2 separate regions of the Homo sapiens genome follow, and region 2 is linked to region 1. A link is a contact called in ENCODE Hi-C or POLR2A ChIA-PET data. All regions are on one chromosome and are shown on one strand. Each heading gives the region's core, a stretch centred on a gene start or an enhancer-like site at or near the end of the contact. The rest is flanking DNA. Distances are from core to core; before and after follow the strand shown.

Region 1 (6,615 bases), core at 1,678-4,177:
GTCTCAGAATGTCTAGCTTCTACTGCAGAGGCAAAACATGTTTTATGAGGCAAAGTTCCATGCCTCTGAGAACTTCAGGGCTTTAAGATCCAAAGTGTGATTAACAATTATACTCTGAATATAGATGGTGCAGCAAAGGAAAAAAAAGTGGTTGTTATTGAGGACAGTACACCTTTGGCCTTATTATTTAAAAACAGACTGATAGAAAATAATAAAGTGTTTAAAGGAAATTAAGAAAATATCTTCAGGGCCTTGGAGTAGGCCAAGATTTCTTAATAGGTGCAAAAGGCATTAACCATAAGATAAAAAAAATGATAAAGTGGGCTAAATTAAAATTGAGAACATCTGTTCATTAAAAGCAATCATTAAGTAAAAGGCAATCCATAGAAAGGGGGACAATATTTGTAGCACGTAAGATCTGACAAGGAACTCAGATCCAGAACATGGACAAACCCATAAAACATTATGGAAAGGATGAGCAGCAGCACAATAGAAAAGGAGACACAACAAATGGCCGGGCACAGTGGCTCACGCCTGTAGTCCCAGCACTTTGGGAGGTCGAGGTGGGCAGATCATCTGAGGTTGGGAGTTTGAGACCAACCTGACCAACACGGAGAAACCCCGTCTCTACTAAAAATACAAAAATTAGCCAGGCGTGGTGGCAGGCGCCTGTAATCCCAGCTACTTGGGAGGCTTAGGCAGGAGAATCACTTGAACCCGGGAGGCAGAGGTTACGGTGAGCCAAGATCGCGCCATTGCACTCCAGCCTGGGCAACAAGAGCGAAACTCCGTCTCAAAACAAAACAAAACAAAACAAAACAAAAGAAAACAAAAAAAAACACCAAACCCCCCAAACACAATGAGATACTACTACACCCAAAATGGCTAAGAATAAAAACGCAAAAGATAAGTGTTGGTGAGGATGTGGAGCAATCAGAACCCTTACACACTGCTGGGGAGAGTATAAAACTGCTGTGACCATGAAGAAAAATGGAGAAATCCTAATCTCTGGGCATCAGCCGACAGATATTTGTCAAAAGACAAGTACTAGACGTTTATATAAGCACCCTTTGTAAAAGCCTCAGAGTGGAAAGGAGCCAAAGGCTCATCAACAACGGAATGAATTTGGAATGCAGTGTATTCACACGATGAAAACCTCTCACAGCAACGAAAATGAATCATCTACAACTAAGATGACAGGATGGATGAGTCCTATGAACATAATGAGTGAAAGAAGTCAGAAACGAAGGAATTCACACTATACGGTTCCATTTATATAAAGTTGAAAGACAACTGTAACTGATCTATGGTGCTGGAAGTCGGGACAGCAGTTGCCTTTAGAGGGGCTGCAGCGATGGGAGGAAGCTGGGGGCTGCTGGTGATAACCAGTGCATTGGACTGGGTGCTGGTTACATGGGTGTGTTCAGTTTGTGAAACGGAGACAGTTATACACTTACGTGTATTTTTATATGTGTATTTTCCTTTAATTAAAAAAAACACCCAAGATATTTTTTTAGCATCTAGCATGGCTTGTGAGAACAAAAAGCAAACTACCAAGCTCGTAGAATGATGACAGTTTAACCCTAAATAACTAATTTTTTCTCTCATATCCCACATTTTTCACTTGCTTACCTGTAAAAACTTATTTAATTGATTCTTCGACTTTTCCATAAACTTTTGATCTATAGATTTGAAAGGCAGCTTGCTAAGAGAAGGCAACTGGACTTTTTTTAAAGAAGGGACGCACTGTGGGGGGAAAAAATGAAATGTTAGTATTTTGAAATTACATTTTAATCTTAAAAAAGATTTAGAATAACAATTAGAACAAAACAAATATCCTCCTCCTGTACTTGTTCCTCTGAGGTGAAAACCTACCCATCTTAATGAGGCTCGAAGAATTGGGAGGAACGGAAACTTTGATGGAAAAAACTAAAGCACATCCCCAAACCTACAGATCCCCGGGAGCTGGGAAGTCACAAGGCCAGGCTGGTACGAGGGATCTGCACACCACGCAGGGTGGCACATGATGTGACAAATGGAAACCTGGCTCACAGAAAGTTTTTCAACTAGAAGGTGTTGTGTTTTTAACATCTCTGTAAAAAGCTAAAGTTAACAATAGAAAATGGCCGGGCGTGGTGGCTCACGCCTGTAATCCCAACACTTTGGGAGGCCAAGGAAGCTGGATCACATGAGGTCAGGAGTTCAAGACCAGCCTGATCAACATGGTGAAACCCTGCCTCTACTAAAAATACAAAAAATTAGCCTGGCGTGATGGCACATGCTTGTAATCCCAGCTACTGGGGAGGCTGAGGCAGGAGAATCGTTTGAACCCAGGAGGTGGAGGCTGCAGTGAGCTGATGTTGCACCACTGCACTTGGGCCTGGGAGACAGAGTGAGACCCAGTCAAAAAAAAATAAAAAGAAAAGAAAACAATGGGAACAAAGAAAACTTGGGTTGTAGCTCTATTACTGCATTTCTTTCCTTTTTTTTTTTGAAACAGGGTCTCAGTCTGCCACCCAGGCTGAGTGCAGTGGCGTGATCATGGCTCATGGCAGCCTTGATCTCCCAGGCTCAAGCGATTCTCCCACTTCAGCCTCCCAAGTAGCTGGGACTACAAGCATGCACCACCATGCCTGGCTAATTTTTAAATTTTTTGTAGAGGCGAAGTCTATGTTGTCCAGGCCAGTCTCAAACTCCTGGATACAAGCGATCCTCCTGCCTCAGCCTCCCAAAGTGCTGGAATTACAGGCATGAGTCACCACTCCTGGCCTTATTACTGCCTCTCAGTGGCAAACTGTAGATTGTAAGTATATTAACAAAATATATTCATAGTACGAAGAGCGCACCCTTTGTGGATTAAGTCCTCCCTTCTACCAGACACTGTGCTAGAAGCATAGCATGTGTTATTTCATGCTTACAACAGCTCTGTGAAATTTCAGAGAAATGAAACAGGCAGTGAGAGTTGGAAGGGAAGACTAAAATCACTAAGTACCCAAAAAGGTACTTCCTGTCACAGCTGTCGACAGGAAGGGTTCTCACAACAGGAAAACTCACACCGTAGGAAAGGGCAGGGGTAAGAGAATAGCCCAGCCATCAGTCCACAGACGAGGAAAGATGACAAAGAGGACGGGCATGGACTTTCATGTTTGTTTCTTTTAATGCTTCCATCTAATTGTTTTGATTGTCTAAGTAAATTCTACCTTCCAAAGACATTTCATTTCAAAATTTTCCCTCAACTCTTTTTCCTCCTGTTTTGATACAAACTTTGGTTTCACAATAGTTTTTCCACAGAGAAAACAACACATTTTTCTGTAGTATCAATTTTACTCAACAACTCTGGGGAAAATTCATTGTTATACTGAGACAAATTTTTGCTTTCCACAGTGCTAAGGTGACCAAAGGCCATCTGAGAAATGTAGCATGCATGACATTCAGTTTGGGTCACTATCCTTAAAAAGCAGTTGAAGAAATTATAGTATGTAGTGATGAAAACAGGTTAAAAAATCACTCTGGAGACAAGGTTAAAGAAAAGAGACACATTTCATTCATAGAAGAGGAGTCTGAGAGGTGCCCATGAGGTTTTGTAAAGGAGCAGCGTGGCTTCAAACCGTGTTTTCAAACTTTGTTTTCCTTCCTCCTTCCTCCTTAATCTCAAGATGTAACTTTGAGACAGGCTGCGTATGTGTTTCCTTTCATTCTGAAATACAGCCTGGGCATCTGCTGTGAACCTCCACTCCCTTTCTTTCCCCATCCCGTGCTCCCATGCTTTATGCACACTGATTTACCCACATGCTTGTTAAGCGCACACCACGCTCCTTATCTGGTCATCTATTTCCTTAGAAGCTTCAAGGGCCAGATCCTGATACGGACCAGACACCTCTGGCCACAGTGGCGCCGGATGCTTCACCAGATGGAACAATAATTCAAGACGAGCCATCAGGGCAGATCACACCATCTGACACTCCCTAGACCTGCTGCCTCTTCTGCATTCCAAACCCTCTCTTTAAAATCCCCTGGGTTCCCTCCACAGTTGAAGGCTGGAAATTTTTATTTTTATTTTTTGGAATGGAATCCTGCTCTGTTGCCAAGGCTGGAGTGGAGTGATATGATCCTGACTCACTGCAACCTCCGCCTCCCAGGTTCAAGTGATTCTTTTGCCTCAGCCTCTTGAGAAACTGAGACTACAAGCGTGCACCACCACACCCAACTAATTTTTTGTATTTTTAGTAGAGATGGGGGTTTCACCATGTTGGCCTGGCTGGTCTCGAACTCCTGACCTCAAGGGACCCGCCCACTTCGGCCTTCCAAAGTGCTGGGATTACAGGCGTGAGCCAACATGCCTGGCTGAGGGTGGAAAGTTTTAGAAAGAATTTTGCCCACTCCTCCCCTTGCTAGCATGGATAGTAAAATCTCACTCTCTTTTTGTCACGCCTCACTCTTGTTATTATTATGATGGCTTCTTTCTACAAGCAGCAAGCAGCTGGACCCTTTGACAGTTATAGTTTCACCAGTATCAGTTCACGCTAAGCAAGAGAAAAATGGACCTAAATTCAAGTAGAAATAATTGAAGAACTGTTCACTGCTGGGGAAAAAAGGCAATGACCCATAGTAGAAGGAGAATTAGAGAAGATGGCAATTCCTGAGGAAAAGTAGGAAGAATAATCTAAAAGTAAGATTCCATTAATAATCTTGATTTAGCCACTATGTACATGTCCTATGACAAGTCAGTTAAGCTCTGGGATCGGTTTCCCTCCTCTCTCAAATAAAAGAATTAACCTAGATTAGTGGCTTTCAAACATTTTAACTGAAACTCACAGTAGGAAATGCATGCTACATTGCAATCCATAATGCACATACATATATACATATACATAAATAAAACTGAAACCAAAGGTCTATGAAACAATGCTCATTACTACTGCTACTACCAAAAAACACAATGATGTTTACTATGTGCCACACATTCTTATAAATGCTTTATATACATATATTCCCTTAATTCTCATAACAACCCCATAAGGTAGGCACTATTAGTATTCGTTTTCACTGATGAAAAAGAGACAAAAAGCAAGTGAGTGATAAATCCCAGGTCAGCTGGGCAAGGTGGCTCACATCTATAATCCTAGCTCTTTGTAAGGCCGAGGTGGGTGGATCACCCGAGGTCAGGAGTTCGAGACCAGCCTGGCCAACATGGTGAAACCCCGTCTCTGCTAAAAATACAAAAATTAGCCGGGTGTGGTGGCACATGCCTGTAATCCCAGCTACTCGGGAGGCTGAGGCAGGAGAATCGCTTGAACCTGGGAGGCGGAGGTTGCAGTGAGCTGACATCACGCCACTGGACTCCAGCCTGGGCGACAGAGCAGGACTCCGTCTCAAAAAATATATATATAAAAATAAATAGATAAATAAATAAATAAATTCCAGGTCACACAGCCATGAAGAGTAGAGCTGAGAGTCAGAGCTGAGCAGTCTGGTTCTAGAGGCTGTGCTCCAAGCACCGCACCTTACTGCCTCCCTTGTATATGTGATAGAATCCTCCAAGCACCGCACCTTACTGCCTCCCTTGTGTATGTGATAGAATCCTCCAAGCACCGCGCCTTAATGCCTCCCTTGTGTATGTGACAGAATCCTCCAAGCACCGCGCCTTAATGCCTCCCTTGTATATGTGATAGAATCCTCCAAGCACCGCGCCTTACTGCCTCTCTTGTGTATGTGACAGAATCCTCCAAGCACCGCACCTTACTGCCTCCCTTGTATATGTGATAGAATCCTCCAAGCACCGCACCTTACTGCCTCCCTTGTATATGTGATAGAATCCAATGCAGCTCATTCTTTCTACTGCTGCAACTCACAACTGATTTCACTACCATCAAGATATCACAATCGGCAGCTGCCAGTTGTGAGATACCTAGGTGATCCTTAGGTCTCTTCCAGCTCTAGGGTTCTCTGGCAATTTACAATGAAAATCAGACCGTTATCTGTCCTGATGGACTTAGGCTAGACTAGATGGTTTGATCTATGAGTAAATTTCCAAATGTCAGGATGAAAATGCCACTGTGCCAGTATCAACAGCAAAGGAAGAAGATTAATCAGCTTTCTTATGTGTAAAATTGAAATGAGCTCTTGTGCAGTAATTCTAGAATACTGCGTTCATGAGTATTCATACCTCACTGAGTTTCCGGTGTAAATTCTGAAACTCGCTGAGCCTTCTGGGGACCGTCCAGTTCTTAGTTTCAACTCCTCCAACTTCTTGTAGGCTTACCATGACAAAGTAACATGGCAATTGCTCACCATTCTCTTCTGTAACCTTGGGGAAAACATCAAAATCGATACTTACAAAAAGCATGGTGAATGGATGCAGAAGGAAGATCTGTAAGTGTCCCCCTAAGGAGATTTCCCTCCCCGTGATGTACCTTGCAGGATCCCTGGAACTGTGAATATTATAGATTTTATTCTAGTAACTAAGATACATTATATGGCATAGTAGACTAAAATAGGGGGATTTCCTGGGTGGGCCTAACCTAAAAGCAAAGAGTTTTTGCTAGCCAGTGATACGAAAGGAAGTCAGAAAGATTCAAATCCCAAGAAGGAAACCAGCAAGAAAACAGATATCTC
Region 2 (6,277 bases), core at 1,746-4,245, 240 kb before region 1:
GACATGACTGTTACAGAAAGCAGCAGAAACAAATTCCCAATTTTTAAAAACCCCCTCACAGTACTGGTAATATTTTAGTACTATTATGAAGAAGTTTTCATGTTAACTGCCTATCAAATTCTTCTTGACCTTCTCAGCTACAGTAATTTCGCCTTCATTTTCCAAAAACACCAGCCCATGTTACTATTTATTATAATGTATGGTGTTTTCTTACCACAAATTCAGTGTCTGAATTCATTATTGATCAATTTCCACCACAGTATATGCTGTCAAAGAATTCAGGCCGGGAAAGGAAAGTGATAGCATTCTATCAATAATTCTTTTTTATATAAAATTATTTCAAGAGAGAGTTTTAAAATCAAATACAATTTTTCTGGGACTCATTTTAAAAAGAGACTTATGTCCATAGTCTGCTTGAAATGGAATCAGTAATAACTGCACATAGAATACATCTACTCAACTTCATAGGCTAATTACATCAAATCTTCCAATTCTACATCCTCAGAAAACACTGATCCAAACCATAACATTAAACTGATCTAAAGAATTCCTCTTAGTAAAAAAAATAATTTTCCTTTGTATAGTAATTCACACAGAGTGATTAAAAAGACATGTCTGACACATTTTGTCTATCTCCATTTAGAACCTTTGAAAATTCAATTCTCAAGCCCCCATTATTTGCTTCTGATTATGGCTAGCTAAAATTGTGATTCCTTCTTGTTTTTAAACAGTTAAATAATACAAATATCACTTATTTTATATTTTGTACTATTATTTAATGTCTAAATGATAGACGTTAGATGGCTGGACAACTGAAATGCGGGTCTGACTTATACATGTTGACATATTTTAATCCAATTTATGAATGTTACAATTTTCATGGATATTCCTCGTGAGTTTCAAAATGTTGTTAGAGTGTTCTAATGCCTGTGAAGATCTACATATTGCTATGTACCTGCTTACCAGGCTTGTACCATCCAATAGAATGCTATTTACATGCTTACCAGGCTTGTACCACCCAACAGAATGTTGTTAAGAATAGGAATGTTAAAGGAAGAATGAATATTGTTCTATCTTCTATATTTCATGAAGGTGTCAAGATGTTTTTAAACACATTCCCTTGTCCTGTTTAAGGTTTCAGGCTCTGTATAACTATACTCCCAGGAATGAAGATGAGCTGGAGCTCAGAGAAAGTGATGTCATTGATGTCATGGAAAAGTGTGATGACGGCTGGTTTGTGGGTATGTGCGCTTCTTCCTCAGGCACCTTCGGCTATTTTGTAATTTGCTTGAGTTTGCTCACTCCCGTGGTTTGCTGTGATGGCCGAGCTTCCTTTGAATTCGTAATGCCTTTGATCTTTCAGACATTCATATGCACAATGTAATCCCAAGGCTATTGCATTTTTAATATAGTTTAGTATTCACTGCTTCAGCTATGTGTGATTTTCTGCGAGCTTTATTTCCAACTCAACTGAGAGAAGACAATTTCTTTAAATAGCAAAAACCAGGAAAGATTGAGATCTAAGAACAACAACAACAAATGGTCCCCAGAAGAGAAATATCAACGCTCTGTGCTGTGGAAAATGTTAGTTGTCCACAGTGAGAATCTAATTTCAGAGGGAGTGAGATTAAGTGAACAGCTCTCCCGTTTCCTAGGTCTGACGTAGATGCCCGAACATTCAGTGACTCACCTTAACTTTAGTTTGTGGTGGAAGCAGAGAGACGTTCCATTCTTCCCACTTAAAAGGCAACTTCATCTTTACCATCCTAAAAAAAAAGACGAGAGGTCTTCTGGGAAAACATTTGTAGACAAAAGTATTTTACACTGGGCCACAGAAAGAGGTGAAAAGGAAACACAGGCTGCAGGGCAGAGAATGGAAGAGAGGAAAGGTGAGAGGAGAGGAGGGCTCACTCTAGACATCCATCGGTGGCAAAATCATGAAAGAATTGAGGCCCTGGTGCGGCCACAAGCCTCTGATTTTATTTCCATTAAAAGAAGAAAAAAAGGCCGGGTGCGGTGGCTCATGCCTGTAATTCTAGCACTTTGGGAGGCCGAGGCGGGTGGATTACCTGAGGCCAGGAGTTCGAGGCCAGCCTGGTCAACATGGTGAAACCCCGTATCTACCAAAAGTACAATAATCAGCTGGGCTTGGTGGCAGGTGCCTGTAATCCCAGCCACTCAGGAGGCTAAGGCAGGAGAATTGCTTGAACCCAAGAGGCAGAGGTTGCAGTGAGCCGAGATCATGCCACTGCACTCCAGCCTGGGCGACAAGAGCGAAACTCCATCTCAAAAACAAGGAGGAGGAGGAGGAGGGAGGAGGAGGAGGGAGGAGAAACGTAAAATGGCTTGCCTAGCCAAGGAAAAAGAAAAACAGCCATCAAACCAAGGCAGTAAGTGCCAGGATATAGGAGACAGATGAAGCTTGAGAGACCCTTATCCGGTCCATCTGCGCTGCCTAAAGAAGAATTTAGCAATTTAGTGCACCAACTTTTACAAGAAGTGTCCAAGGAATTACATTATTTGAAACCAGAGGCGAACATAATTATGATAGCCATTTGTGCGTGTGGTTAAACACACACCATGTTAAAAATCATGCCACTGATAGAACTCCCACACACAAATAGTGCTTAATCCTTTTTTTCATTAATGATTTGTAAATTGTTGAAAAATTGTATACTCGATGAAGGACTCTGGCAGTGCTGTTTTTAAATAAATGATGTGGCACTGACCATGATCTTCTGTAAGATGATAAAACTGTTGGAACAGCGACAGCCTGCCACAGATGATGTCTTCATGTCGCACCTGTGTTGCGCGGGTTGCTGGTCCCTGAGAAGCTTTGCTCTTAGGATTTTCCACTCACCCTGTCACCTGTCAGCCTCGCCTTGATCCCTCACCCCCGACTCTGGTGTGGCAGCCTCAGTGACTGAGCTCCTCCGCCCCCCTCCTCAGCAGGGCTGACTTTCCCTTTAGCTTGGGAGGCTCAGCATTTCTGTTTAGCCTGCCGCGATGGCAGCGCAGCATTTATGCCGGAGGGGCAGTGAGAGCGTCAGGCAACCAGCTAACACTGCTTATTTTGTCTGCCTATGGGCTTCATGTGAGTTGCCTGCCTTCTTTTCCAAACCCCTCGGGGCTTGCTGTCTTCCGAGGCCTTGTAAATGGGAAGTATTCAAGCCCATGTGTATGAACTGATATCGTTGTCACCCCCCTTTCATGACTCGCTTCTATTTTCAGGGACCTCAAGAAGAACCAAATTCTTTGGTACTTTCCCCGGAAACTACGTCAAGAGGCTGTGAATTGCGCTCCCTCCTTCTGTAGAGGCCGCCTGCCAGCCATGCACCTGCGTCAACGCGCCTGAAACACCCCGCGGGCCTCCCGTTGTCATGCCTTACGGTTTCCAATGCGCCGTCACCATCTCCACCTGCCACCAAACCACCAGCAGAGTAGCCGCCGCTGCTGTGAGCCTGGGGACGACATGGCAGGCTGGTCCCCCTCCGTGAAAGTGTGGATTCCTACTTCCTGCTCTAAGCTTTGACACGTCAAAATGTGGGATCAGAAAGAAAAAAATCATGATATTTAAAAATGGTCAAATATTTGAGGCAAAAAAAAAAAAAAAAAGTGTCTCCAGGAGGCTGTCCAGCCTCGTGGCTCCATTTCAACATCTCCCCCCAGGCGATGTTCTCCCCCAAGACGACCAGAAAATTGTTTATTGGGGAATGCTGTGGTTTGCATTTTCATATTCTTCGCTTGGCAGTGTGTATTCTTTTCACAAGTTTGCCTAGTGTCTTGGTTTACACAATATGACAACTGTAACTGTACTTTAGCTATTGTTTGCCTGCACATACATGTTGTAATATGCACAGTGATTACAACCTTTAAAGCAAGAGGAGGCGAGTTAATTTGGATGAGTGTGATTTTGCTGATTGAATGTGAGTTTTCAAATAGGAGTCTTTTTCTGCAATTTGTTTGCATTTTTTAGAAGTGCAAACAGTAAGTAAATAAAAGCCTTCGGTAATAATCATGACAATACAAGAGGCTGAGCTAGGCTACAGGGGAAAACTATTGTGTTGTAAAGTTGCATCGCTATTTTATATTAAAATGTAATGATCAGCATCATGAACAATGAGCTCTTAGTGTTTTATTTATCTGAAAAAATGTAAGTAAAAGCAGTGTTAGTGAGAGGTGCAAAGAATTATTCTAACAGACACCTGAAAGTATCTGTAAGCAATACTAGTAGGTAAGATTTCACTGTGTGTACACATACACATTTGAGATTGTATGAGAACATATAATCCATATGATATGTTGTACATTTTATGGAAATGTAATAGAATCTCACACATTATTTTATAGAAATAGAGTACAGAAGCATCACAAGTATTAAAGTTGGTTTTAGCAAGGATTAGGATTACTACAATTATTTTTACTATAATAATTATTTTTCTTCTATGGAACTCAGAATCCTGGCTACATTTGAGGACAGGAATATGTTGAGCCTGATTTTCCTGGTGTGTGTAAAATATTTCCTAGGAATAAATTAGGCACTTTTTAGAAGCAATGTTAAATCATTCAGGTTTTATTTTCTGCCCTGAAGCAGAAATTTAAAAAATGATATTGGGACCTGGAAGGTTTAATATGGTTCACAGTGCCTGAATTACACCTGCTCCGAAAACTAGCTTTGTATTTCTTATGACTTTGCATAAGAACTGTTCATCTTTGGATCTTGAGCACCTTACAGATAAAACTTTTTATGGCATCTCTTTCATGGACAGTGATATTGATCTTTTCACAATGTACGTAGCCTCTAGAATTTTGTACATATGTTTGCTCTTTTTTTGTACAGACTAGTTGTTGAGAAAACAGGGGCGTTTCCTAATTTGGTCTTTATCCTGCGACAACACTTTCAGCAGACTAGCCTCTCCTTATCTCACAGATCACAAGCACCCCTAGATAGTGTGATTCTGTCAGATAGCATTTATGCAAAAATCTATGAAGTTAAAAGATCGTAGAAGCCAAATGAAATGTACATATCTACTGACTGATGACAAGGGAATTTCATTAGGAAGAAGGTAAAGAAACATCGTTGAGTAGCCTACCTTGATTTCTGTCAAGTTCATAACCAGCTTCATATTTTAAAGGCTTCAGGTTTGAAATTAAGTCAACTGCATGCAGCTTTGCTGATAAATGAATAATTCTCTTTGATGCCATTTATGAGAAAAGACTTCAATATCTGTTGCCTGTCATATTTAAGAAAAATTACTGTTTCTACTCTCTGTATCTGATTTTAAAAGAAAAAACTATTCATACCTGGCTTCCAGGTAATTGACTTTGAATTCTTACAAGCAAAGGTCATTGTGTTTTTCTTGAATAGACATCTAATAAATTTTGCTTGGAAGTATACTTCAGTTTTTCTTCTTGACATTTATCTTTATAAAAATTGTGTATTTTATTCCAACTTGTTAAACTAAGAGAAAATGCATTTTGTTGTGTGTTCTTTTAACACAAACATGGAGAAAAGCTGTGTCAGCATCAGCTCAGAGAAGAAATATTTTTAAACCCACCACCAAAGCTCATTTGCTAAACGTTCTTTGGCTAAAAATTGCCCTTCAGTTAAAACAATACATTGTAAAATATTTCTGCCTCAAAACAGCTAGTTTTCCAAGGAGGGGTTAGTTACAAGGAGTTGTAAGCACTTTCCCAGTTCAACACTCTGAAATTTTAAAATCTTTGCCCTAAGCAGCTTCAGCACCATTGGCTCGGCAGCTTCTGCAAATGTCCACAGGCTTTCAGTGAATTTCAAATGATGGGTGGCGGTGGGGTCCCCGCTTTCTGCCACACAAATGGGAAAGAGCCAGCTTGCCTGCTTGGATCTTTTCTCATATACCTTAGTCCCTTCTTGCTCTATGTGTTTTGACCCTTTTCCATATCTATCTCTTAAATATTCAGAAATACGGACATTCCTCTTTTGCCAACTCGGTTATCAAAGATGTCTTGTCACGTTGCTTCCCCTTAACACCCACTCTGGTGCCTTCTATGCCATAGGATAATTCCCACTCTATATTAGCATTCTGCTAAAATGTAATCCCTTTGGGTGAAGAATATACCCCATAATAGTCTTTTGGTCTTGTTTTCATCTGAGTGTGTAAGGGTCATATAACTAGATCCATCTGACCTGTCCATCCAGGTGGGTGGAAGGGCGGAAGGAAGGGACCCTCTGATACTTACATGCCAGATCTTCATCCCTCCTTTAGCTGCATCATCACTAAAGACAAGCAAGTCC

Evidence for each region. Hi-C counts contacts between places; a loop is a spot of excess contacts on that map. ChIA-PET counts read pairs that join two places held with the same protein, here RNA polymerase II (POLR2A). Pooled maps may share reads with other maps.
Region 2: a map of endothelial cell of umbilical vein shows a loop between it and region 1 (2.5-fold over the local background). The contact joins the promoter of SORBS2-AS1 here to the enhancer-like site in region 1. A Hi-C loop is called at or near these places in 1 of 168 maps with a recorded cell type or tissue (endothelial cell of umbilical vein), 1 of 37 single-sample maps with no recorded cell type and 7 of 50 pooled maps. POLR2A ChIA-PET finds 5 or more read pairs at or near these places in 1 of 52 experiments (PC-3).

What each region holds. Positions count from the first base shown.
Region 1 is chr4:185,341,668-185,348,282 of GRCh38, reverse strand. SNX25 (sorting nexin 25) reads right to left here. Exons shown (of 19, transcript NM_001378034.2): 12 at 6,167-6,307; 13 at 1,633-1,746. LOC124900827 (a long non-coding RNA gene) reads left to right here and starts at 6,296. Exons shown (of 3, transcript XR_007058416.1): 1 at 6,296-6,372. RefSeq lists enhancers at 5,979-6,098, 6,479-6,528. Within about 2 kb of position 2,927, at least 3 of the 41 ENCODE cell types and tissues checked have a DNase peak (open chromatin) inside an H3K27ac peak, as active enhancers do; they include endothelial cell of umbilical vein, where a contact is called at or near this core.
Region 2 is chr4:185,584,643-185,590,919 of GRCh38, reverse strand. SORBS2-AS1 (SORBS2 antisense RNA 1) reads right to left here and starts at 2,995. Exons shown (of 4, transcript NR_186082.1): 1 at 2,730-2,995; 2 at 1,691-1,766. SORBS2 (sorbin and SH3 domain containing 2) reads left to right here. Exons shown (of 27, transcript NM_001395207.1): 26 at 1,135-1,241; 27 at 3,232-5,397. The coding sequence ends at 3,293. RefSeq lists enhancers at 3,341-3,420, 2,699-3,898.